Regions from separate parts of the Homo sapiens genome. Here region 2 is linked to region 1. Evidence: read pairs that join two places in POLR2A ChIA-PET (ENCODE). Cell type or tissue: B cell. All regions are shown on one strand.

The links. ChIA-PET counts read pairs that join two places held together with the same protein. Peaks named below come from ENCODE experiments on the same cell type or tissue, not always from the same donor. Only the 100,000 strongest peaks of a DNase experiment are listed, where the experiment ranks them.
Region 2: POLR2A ChIA-PET joins it to region 1 with 8 read pairs; 1 of 35 experiments calls an interaction of 5 or more read pairs at or near these places.

Annotation. Positions count from the first base shown.
Region 1 is chr4:25,748,290-25,753,289 of GRCh38, forward strand. It overlaps SEL1L3 (SEL1L family member 3), which reads right to left. Exons shown (of 24, transcript NM_015187.5): 24 at 1-275. The coding sequence ends at 136. Among named protein-coding and RNA genes, the nearest start is that of SLC34A2, 95 kb to the left of the region's middle. In B cell, no CTCF peak of the experiment used is centred here; a DNase peak (open chromatin) is centred at 2,982; H3K27ac peaks cover 1,331 bases.
Region 2 is chr4:26,866,507-26,871,506 of GRCh38, forward strand. The region is part of intron 1 of STIM2 (stromal interaction molecule 2); the gene reads left to right. Among named protein-coding and RNA genes, the nearest start is that of STIM2, 8.2 kb to the left of the region's middle. In B cell, no CTCF peak of the experiment used is centred here; no DNase peak of the experiment used is centred here; H3K27ac peaks cover 1,038 bases.

The sequences.
Region 1 (5,000 bases):
GACACCAATTGCAAAATTTGCATCCAGTTGACAAGACATTTAAGGTGTTTATCAGGATCATGCCCTGGCCCCAGCTTCCCAATACCAGCTGTTGAAAAGATTCTCTCTCATCTGGAGAGAACTGGAGTGCACAGTTCACCCACGTGGCTCCGGGTTATTAGTTACTGTGGGCTGGTCTTGGTCAGAGGCATCTGCAGCTGGAGTCACAGCTGGACTTGCAGTGGACGTGGCAGTGTCTGGGGAGGCCTGGGATGGTCTTGGAGGGGGATCGCTTGCTGCAGAGACACATGCACAACAGGTGCTGAATACTCAAAACAGTGCATTCAGAATGTACAACCACACCTAGAGACTCTGGCAAGCCAGGAGAGATGCATCTAGTCTAATGAACCTGACACTAACTAGCCAGGCAACTCTGGACCCGTTATCTAAGTTTAAGAAGATGCCACCACATGCTGACAATCTGATTTCTAAATAAAAACCCTTCAAGAGTTTCACCTCCAAGTGCCGATGCTCATTCCTAAGGGGACATTCTAGGAAGTTTAAGAATGGGTCCCCAAACTTCTGGCTTTTCTGGATATATGCGGGAATTCTTCGGGCCCCTTCCAGTACCTACAGAAGAGGTCGTGGATTCCAACACTCTTCTGAAAGAATAGGAGAGTGATGGGGAGGGGCAGGATGTTGTAGAATGATGTACCCTTTCTAAGGTCATTAAAGCCACTACTCTGGCAGGTGATCTAGTGATTAGAGCCCCAGTGATGAGGTACAAAGACCATTTTGCAGCAGTCAGGAGAACTGGGTTGGACAAGCCTCATTTATCTGCTGCTAACAAGGGACCTTGGGATAGGTACAGATGGCAGACATTTTGGTTGTAAAATGTTTGAGTCTCCCGGGCCTCGGTTTCATCACTTGTGAATTGAGAGTCTTGGATTAGATGATCTTGAAACCCACTTTGATCCTAAGATTTACCTTCCTGATGATCTCTGAGGAAGTTAATGAAGTACTAAGGCATGTATTTTCAAGCTCAGGGAAATGTTTAAATCACCATGGTAACAAGATAAATCAGCAATGAGTTTTCTGATTTAAAAAAAAAAAGTGCCAATGTGTAAATGTAGAAAGAATGCATAATTAGCATTGCCACCATTTAAATCTTTGGTAAGAGCATAGTAAAAATGTTTGATGTTTCTACAGGAAGTTAGTCATTATCTGTGTGAGGACTCCCCTTCTTCCACTGGGGGGTTTGCAATCACTGCACAAGCCCCCCACAGCCCGGCCTAATTTTAAAGTGGCCTCTTTGTCTCTGCTCATCTGGAATGTGTGCTAATTTTATTATTGGACTAGAATCAAGGTAACCAGGACAATAAGCATGTTGTTTAAAAAATTACAGAGTATATTCCAGAGCCAAATAGGAGTGATTTGTGAATTATTTGCTGCCTGGGGGACCATTTTCTGTACATTAGTGAGAAATATCACGAACTGGCCCAAACTGCAGCCCATGGGCCAAACGTAGTCATTGCTTGTTTTTGTACGGCTCGTGGTTTAAAAAACAGTTTTTACAATTTTACACAGTTGAACAGAAAAAGAGTAATATTTCGCGACATGTGAAAAATATATGAAATTCAAATTTTGCATCCATAGTAAAGATTTATTAGAAACCCAGCCACAGGCCGGGCGCCGTGGCTCACGCCTGTAATCCCAGCACTTCGGGAGGCCCGGACGGCCGGATAACCTGAGGTCAGGAGTTTGAGACCAGGCTGGCCAACATGGTGAAACCCTCTCTCTACTAAAAATACAAAAATTAGCCGGGCGTGGTGGCACGTGCCTGTAATCCCAGCTACTCGGAAGGCTAAAGCCGGAGAATTGCTTGAACCTGGGAGGCCGGAGGTTGTGGTGAGCTGAGATCTTGTCACTGCACACCAGCCTGGGCGACAGAGCGAGACTCCATCTCAAAAAAAAAAAAAAAAAAAAAGAAAGAAAAAAGAAACCCAGCCACAATGGCTGCTTTTCAGCTACCGGCTGAGTGGAGTAGTTGTGACCAAGACAGCCCCGAGGGCCCAAAATATTTATTATCTGGTCCTTTACAGAAAAAGTTTGCTGATCTCTGCTGTTAGGAAGAACATCTGCTTGCCGACTGACCAGATGGAAGCAAAAAAGAAAGAATACGTGGGACTATGTTGGATTCACATGTGAAATGAGAGAATGTTTGCACAAAGGAGGTATACAGGGGAAAACCCTAGAAATTGTATGCTATAAGTAAGATCATGCCTACTTCATCTGGGCCTCTGGATCTAGCAGGGACCAGATTTGTGTCACTGAAACACTCTTCAGGAGTGGAGATACTGGTAAGATGTCAAGCTAATGAGACAGGACAGAGTACAACCTCCTCATGAAATCTCTCTGACTATAAGGCTACTGCTTTCTTCATAAGCACTACTTTGTGACATTTTACTATAATTTTAGTAGAAACCTCATTAGCTGGAAATGTAGATGACAGGAAACAGCAGGAAAAGGTTTAATTAATCTTATACATATCACCATACTCTTTTTAAAAGAACATTAGGCTAACCACTTAGCTGGAAGGAATGAGTTGTCTTAAATTATAAATGTATTGAATAGGCTGACGTTGGTTTAAAACGTTACCTAGTTGTACCGAGGAGCTAGCAGTTCTGCAAATCTTGCTCTATATGGTGTATTCTATTGAGACATAAAGTTGACATGATACTAGTAAGACAGGGCTCTTTCTTTGAAATAGTGACTTCTATTTTCCACTTCTGTTCTTGCCTTTAGCTTCCTTCAGGCAGCTGACGGTCAGGCTCTGTGATTTTTTGGTCTCAGGGGAGGTTTGTGGCCAGGCAGAAGTGGAGATGGCTCCAGACATATACTTTGGGATTTTTTGTTTTTCAAAAGCCTGATCCATTAAGGCAATTATGCTTGGTGTACCCTCCCAAAGAGTGGACAAGGAGAGTGCTTTTGAGATGCAACAGGTGAGGAAAGGAGCTTTTTGGAGTCCTTGGGTTGTACCCACAGTACCCTTGGGTGCCCCATCAGCAATCAGAAATGAAGACTTGGGAGAAGAAGGGCTAATGACGCTTGGCTTTGGCAAAGATGACGGAGTTCCCAGGTGACCCAGAAGCTGCAAAGCCAATGGACCTAGGGGAACAGTGTAGGCCCAGGGTGATGTGTGTTCTGCTATCAGGCTGGTGACTATCTGAGTGACCCTAGGACCACCCAGACCCAGGGACCTTTCCACCACCGTGGGAGGTATAAGCAGCAAGAAAGACTGAGCTGCCTGGTGGAATGCGAGCCAGGAGTCAAACACAAGTTCCCTTGAAGGAAAGAATACATATATTTATATGTATTCTTTATATATATAAATAAATATATGTTCTTTATATATAAGTATATATTCTTTATATATATAAGTATATATGATGAAGATCAAGACATTGACTAATCTATTGAAAGTATCAATTGAGCTATCTTGGTATTTTTTATTGATCAGTCAATGTTTTTGTTGAAATGCTTTAAAAAATAGTTGAATGGGCTGGGCACGGTGGCTCACGCCTGTAATCCCAGCACTTTGGGAGGCCAAGGCAGGCAGATCACGAGGACATGAATTGGAGACCAGCCTAACCAACATGGTGAAACCCTGTCTCTACTAAAAATACAAAATTTAGCTGGGTGTGGTGGCGTGCATCTGTAATCTCAGCTACTCAGGAGGCTGAGGCAGGAGAATCGCTTGAACCCGGGAGGCGGAGGTTGCAGTGAGCCGAGATCATGCTACTGCACTCCAGCTTGGGCGACAGAGTAAGACTCCATCTCAAAAAAAAAAAAAAAATAGTTGAATGGGCAAGGTGCGGTGGCTAACGCCTGTAATCCCAATACTTTGGGAGGCTGAGTCGGGCGGATCACTTGAGGTCAGGAGTTCAAGACCAGCACAGCCAACATGGTGAAACCCAGTCTCTACTAAAAATACAAAAATTAGCTTGGTGTGGTGGCAGGTGCCTGTAGTCCCAGCTACTCAGGAGGCTGAGGCAGGAGAATGGCATGAACCCCGGAGGCGGTGGTTGCAGTGAGCCGAGATAGCGCCACTGCACTCCAGCCTGGGCAATAGGGTGAGACTCCATCTCCGAAAAAAAAAAAAAAAAAAAAGTTGAATGTTTTAGAAAGAGTCCTAACAGCAAAGAAAAACATACTAGGCTTTGGTCATTATGTCTGTTTCTGAGGTAAATCAAGCTATTTATGTGTGGGTATTACCTAGTGTCAGCATGCTTTAATTACAGGTCCAGTGCCCCAGAGGACATACTCCTTGAGAACTACCAGCTAACATTTGTGGTTTTGTTTTGTTTTTGAGACAGAGTTTCACTCTTGTTGCCCAGGCAGGAGTGCAATGGAGCAATCTGGGCTCTCTGCAGCCTCTGCCTCCCAGCTTCAGGTGATTCTCCTGCCTCAGCCTCCCAAGCAGCTGGAATTACAGGCATGCACCACCATGCCCCGCTAATTTTTGTATTTTTAGTAGAGATGGGGTTTCACCATGTTGGTCAGATTGGTCTAAAACTCCTGATCTTAGGTGATCTGCCTGCCTTGGCCTCCCAAAGTGCTAGGCGTGAGCCACTGCGCCCAGCCCATTTGTGGAGTTTTAAACACTTTACATTGTGTTACCTCATTTGGTTATCTCAACTACAACAGGCAGTGGATGTACTACTATTTCTGCTATTTACGGAAGAGGGAACTGAGGCACAGATAGGCTCCTTCCTTTGCCCAAGGTCACATAGCTAGCTACTGGCAGGGCCAGAATCTTAGCAGTGTGCCTCCCACACCGATGCTGTTAACCACCGTCCTGCGCGGCTAGCCTTCTGAATGCAGGACAATTTAATGTGGCAAATGCCATGATGTGTCAACTATATATCACAGAGCATATAAACTCAGGAGGAAAATGAAGGTAGTTGGAGCTGAACGCAAAATGGATGGACAGCTCAACTGCAAGTCTTGACTATAAATCA
Region 2 (5,000 bases), 1.1 Mb after region 1:
ACTTCTTGTGGAGATAAGTGAAAAGGCTTTCTGGGAGGAGGCATATGCAAGAATAGGGGATAAATACTTTTCTTTAGAGTTAAGTATAAGGTATATGTAGAGTAGTGGGGAATGCAAGAAGGAAGAAGATTGGGGCCAAATTATCAAGAGCTTTACAGTCCCCTAGTGTATTCAGTATGTATCAAAATGTCAGCACATTTAAAACTGGGGTACTCGGCTGTATACTGGCAAGAATGAGACATCCAGGACAAATATGGTACCTTTTCTTGGCATATCCATTTTATTAGATTATTTGAGAGATATAAAACTATTTGAAGGTTTCTAAATATGCACGTTAGGGAAAATGTACATATATTTTAATTTTTAAGGTAAAAGGCATTTTGAACTTTCAGAGTGTTTTGTTAATAAACTCTTGAAGTTGCAAATCTATATCCTGTCATTAGGAGGTGAGAGGCATTGTGGTTTTTGAAGATGGGGGTGACATGTCCTTTGTGTTTGAGAAAGCTAATTCTGGGTGGATGGCAATGAGGAGATAACAGAGATAAGGATATCAGTTAGGAAACTATTTAGAAGGAGAGGTCTTGAGAATTCTAATTATGGAGTGGCTATGAAAATGTTTAGATGAAATTTTATAAAATCGACTTTATTCTTAGCTTAGGAATCTGGCTATTTATATGAAGTTTAAGATATAAAAATTACCTTTAGCATTAAGCATACAGAATTTATAGAATGATTTAAATTAGTATAAGCCCTTGAAAAATCCAAGAAGAAACACACTATTTGTGATAGAGAATCTTCTTTATTTCAAATGTGCCTATTTCTTAATATAAAGATTAGTTTTTAAAAAAATATAATCGGGCTTATGTGATGATTTACAAAGTTGTCGACAGAAAAACAGTTGCAAATGTATTTGCCAGTTGTTTGACAAATAAAACCAAACAACTTTTGATATCCAAAGACAATATATTTGCCATAAAATGCTTATATAAAGCTTTTAGAATTCCATGTATAAAAAGGATAAGTGTTTCCAGATTAAACTAAAGTTATAAGTCAAGAGTCGAAGTCTCTCCGACCCCTTAGCTATGAATAACAATATTTCAGACTACTGGCATATTACTTGTTTCAATATTAACTCCTAAATTTCATTGTTGTGTGAATTTCAAGCTTAATCTATAGATGATGATTTCTAATGCCAAATCTAAAAGGTTTGTTCTGTTCTTTAGCTATCTAGATCTTTATATTAGTATACATTGGATATTCAGTCTTTCTTGACACTGTCTAATTCTACCTTCTGTAACTGTTTTCCTTGACTGGTTTCATTGTTGCTGATTTTAAGGGTGGTTCCCTCTTAAGTCTCTGTTCTCAGCCTCCTCTTCCTCTAGTCTAGCTGAACATTTCCTCCTCAGAGAACTTCATTACTAGGAAAGTTCTAAATTGGGGGTAGGGAACCCCAGGCCAATGATTGATTTGATTTTTGGCTTTATTTCCTTTGGCCCTTGGTGTGCTATAGCACAAGCATCATGGCTGCAGTCCCGAGAGTAATTTCCTTTCTACTAGGCTTTGTCAGCCATATCCTTTAAAGTGAAACAATTTCAGGATTAAGGCTAGGAGCAGTTGCAGAATGTTTAATAATGTCTATTCAGTGTTTTCATAAGATAGTGGTAACTCCCCTCCAGTACACACAGGCTGATTGGAGCCACAGAGCCTGGCAAGCGCAGTTTACTTGGACTAACATTCATCTCAGAGCCCAAGTACCTGTATCTGTCCAAGTGTTTCTTTTTGCGTATGGATTTGTTTTTTTGTGTGCTTATGGATCTTGACCTCTGTGTAACTTTTTTCTCTAGTCATTTTCATTTTCTCTACCTCTTTTTGATCTTCCTAAACTTGACATTATATGGAACTGAAACACCTCAAAAACTGTTTTGTTTAATTAAGTGCTGGGATTTTAATTTAAAAAATGCTTGAAATGAATATCTCATTTATGTGATTACAGAATACTAAACAGCCTTATCATAAGCAGCCTCATCAAAACCCCCTAGGGTAGTGAAAGTGATTTGTAGTTTCTTACAATATTCTCAATAAGTAAAAAGGCTTTTTAAACCCTTGTTTGAAGTTTTTGTCTCCTACTCAGCACACTGCAAGTTGCACAGGCCCATGTTTTCTATTACTGTCTTTTTTTTCTTTTTTAAAAAATCTGATGTTGGATAACTAGATAATCTTAATCCCCCTTCTTTATTCCTATTGTCCAGCAATACATCTCTAACGTTTTCATTAATGACGTGTATGTAATTTTTGCTCTGTTTCCCTGATGCCTTGAACCATTGTCATGTTTAGCTCTTATTTCTGCTTTGCCACACATATTCAGACTGTATTAATCCTCGCCGTTTCTTTCTTCTGGGTACCACATTAAGAAAGAAAAGCTAAAGTGCAATTATAGGTACCCCTGGCTATTTTTGAATTTGCATTTGTAACTATACCCTCTGATGTTTATTCCGTGTTTGTTTGGGGTCGTACGCTGTAGCTTATGCCTGTAATCCCAGCACTTTTCGAGGCCAAGATGGGCAGATCACTTGAGCCCAGGACTTCGAGACCAGTCTGGGCAACACGGTGAAATCCCATCTCCTCAAAAAATACAAAAAAATTAGCTGGGCGTGATGATGTGCGCCTGTATTCCTGGCTACTCAGGAGGCTGAAATGGGAGAATCACCTGAGCCTGGGGGAAGTTAAGTCTGCAGCAAGCCCTGATCAGGCCACTGCACTCTGGCCTGGACGGCGGAGTGAGACCCTGTCTCCAAAAAAAAAAAAAAAAAAAAAGGAAGAAAAAAGTTTGTTTGGTTCTAGGTCTGTTACATATGGGTCCTAAAAAGAACTATAGAGGGTTAAAGTGAGAAAGCCAGTCGTTGGTGAATATGTCTGTGTGTGCATAGAGTTTTAAACATTATTTAGTGACTGTTTTGTGCCAGCTATGGTATGAGTAACTGGAAATATAAAGATGCTGAAATTGACTATTTAAAAACATTTATGTATTTATTTATTTTTAGAGATGTGGTCTCACTCTGTTGCCCAGGCTGGAGTGCAGTGACATGATCATAGCTCACTGCAGCCTCAAACTCCTGGACTCAATCAATCTTCCCGCCTTAGCCTCCCAGGCTGTGAGGCACCACAGATGGCTAATTAAAAAAAACTTTTTAAAATGTAAACCTGAAAATTGCCTGAGAGTGGATTGCATAATCTAAAAATATGAAAATATGTATAAATATTTTGTTTCTTAAAAGGCCACTGCTGTGGTAGCTTATCTAGTATCCTTGCTACATTTACTGAAAATATATGTTAGAGATATCTGCACTGCTATGTTCTTTTCAGCATTTTTCACAATAGCCAAGATATGGAAACAACCTTAACGTTCATCAATGAATGCATAAAGAAAATGTGATACATACGCACTTGCACCATGAAATATTATTCAGCATTAAAAAAGAAGAAAATCCTGCCATTTGCGGCAACATGGATGAACGTGGAGGACATTATGCTAAGTGAAGTAACGCAGCCATAGAAAGACAAATACTGCATGGAATCTGAAAATATCAAACTTACAGAGTAGAATGGTGGTTACCAGGGGCTAGGGAAAGGAGTAAATGGAGAGATGTTGAAACTTCAAGTACAAAGATTCAGTTATGCAACATAAATAAGTTCGGAGATCTAATGTACAACAGTGTGACTGTAGTTAATAGTGTCATATACTGTAATTGACATTTGTGAAGAGGGTAGACCTTAAAAGTTCTTAACACACCAAAAAAAAAAAAAAGGTAAGGATGTGATGTGATGGATTATGTGAATTAGCTTCATTGTGGTGAATATTTCATAATGTATGCATATATCAGATCAAATTGTATACCTTAAATATATCTACTTTTTGTCATTATGCCTTACTGAAGTTATAACAAAATATATGTTAGAATATTTAATGGAAGTTTTTGTTATACATTTGCAGTATTAAAAAATAAGTCTCCCTTCCCCCTTCTTTGGAACAAAGTATAATTATAAATAACTATAATTTAAAAAATTTTTAACTGATATATGATAGATGTACATGTTTTCAGGTATCATTCCTTTTTCACTCTTTTGTATACTTTATTAAAAAACAAGCAAGCAAACAAAAAATTTCAGTGAGTCCCATGTGCCAGACACCAGTTGGGTGTTTGGAATTTCAAGATCAGTAAGATATTCACCCTAGCTTGTAGTCTACTAGAAGGCATACCCACTTAAAGGGTGATGATACATTGTGATAAGGGTAAAAGGGCCTAAGGCTATGTGCTGTATTTTACTGAATTGCAAAGATGGAGTTACTAATTTTGATGTGGAGATGCAGGTTATTAGTAGGTTATTAGTGAATCCTTTTTTTTTTTTTTTAAATATCCAGAGTAGGAAGTATGTGCCGAGAATGTATGAGTTTGTCAGACAGAGAAAGGCATGGTGGAAAACCATAGGTGTGAAGTGAGGAAGCTGGGTGGGGAGTGAGATTATTATAGGCATTGACATTTGAGAATGCTAAATGTGGTTGTGAATTACCAAATACCCAGGATGACAGAGTCAATGCTGGGCCTGTTCGCAGTGCAGCAGCATCCATATTTGCATGTGGGATTTAAATTTTTGCCAGGCATTTTGTATGTTTCATCCAATTTAATCCTTAGAGAATCCCTGTGAGGTTATCTCCATGAGTTAGTACATATAACAGAAATTTAGGATTGCTCTCAAATAGTTCGTACTTTAAAAAACCCCCCTGTGCCAAGGATCTTTATGTTAAAGCATAAGGTATATATGGAGTTGAATCAGGAAATGAGGCTGGAGAAGTAGCAGATACAAACATTGTGATTAATGTTACATTGTAGATCTTTATTGTCCAATGGCCTTATGAGTTTCTCCTTCATTTACTTCTGGTAAATAACAAAATTTTGCTATTAAATATTCTGAAATCTTGGAATATGACTCCTATAAAATAT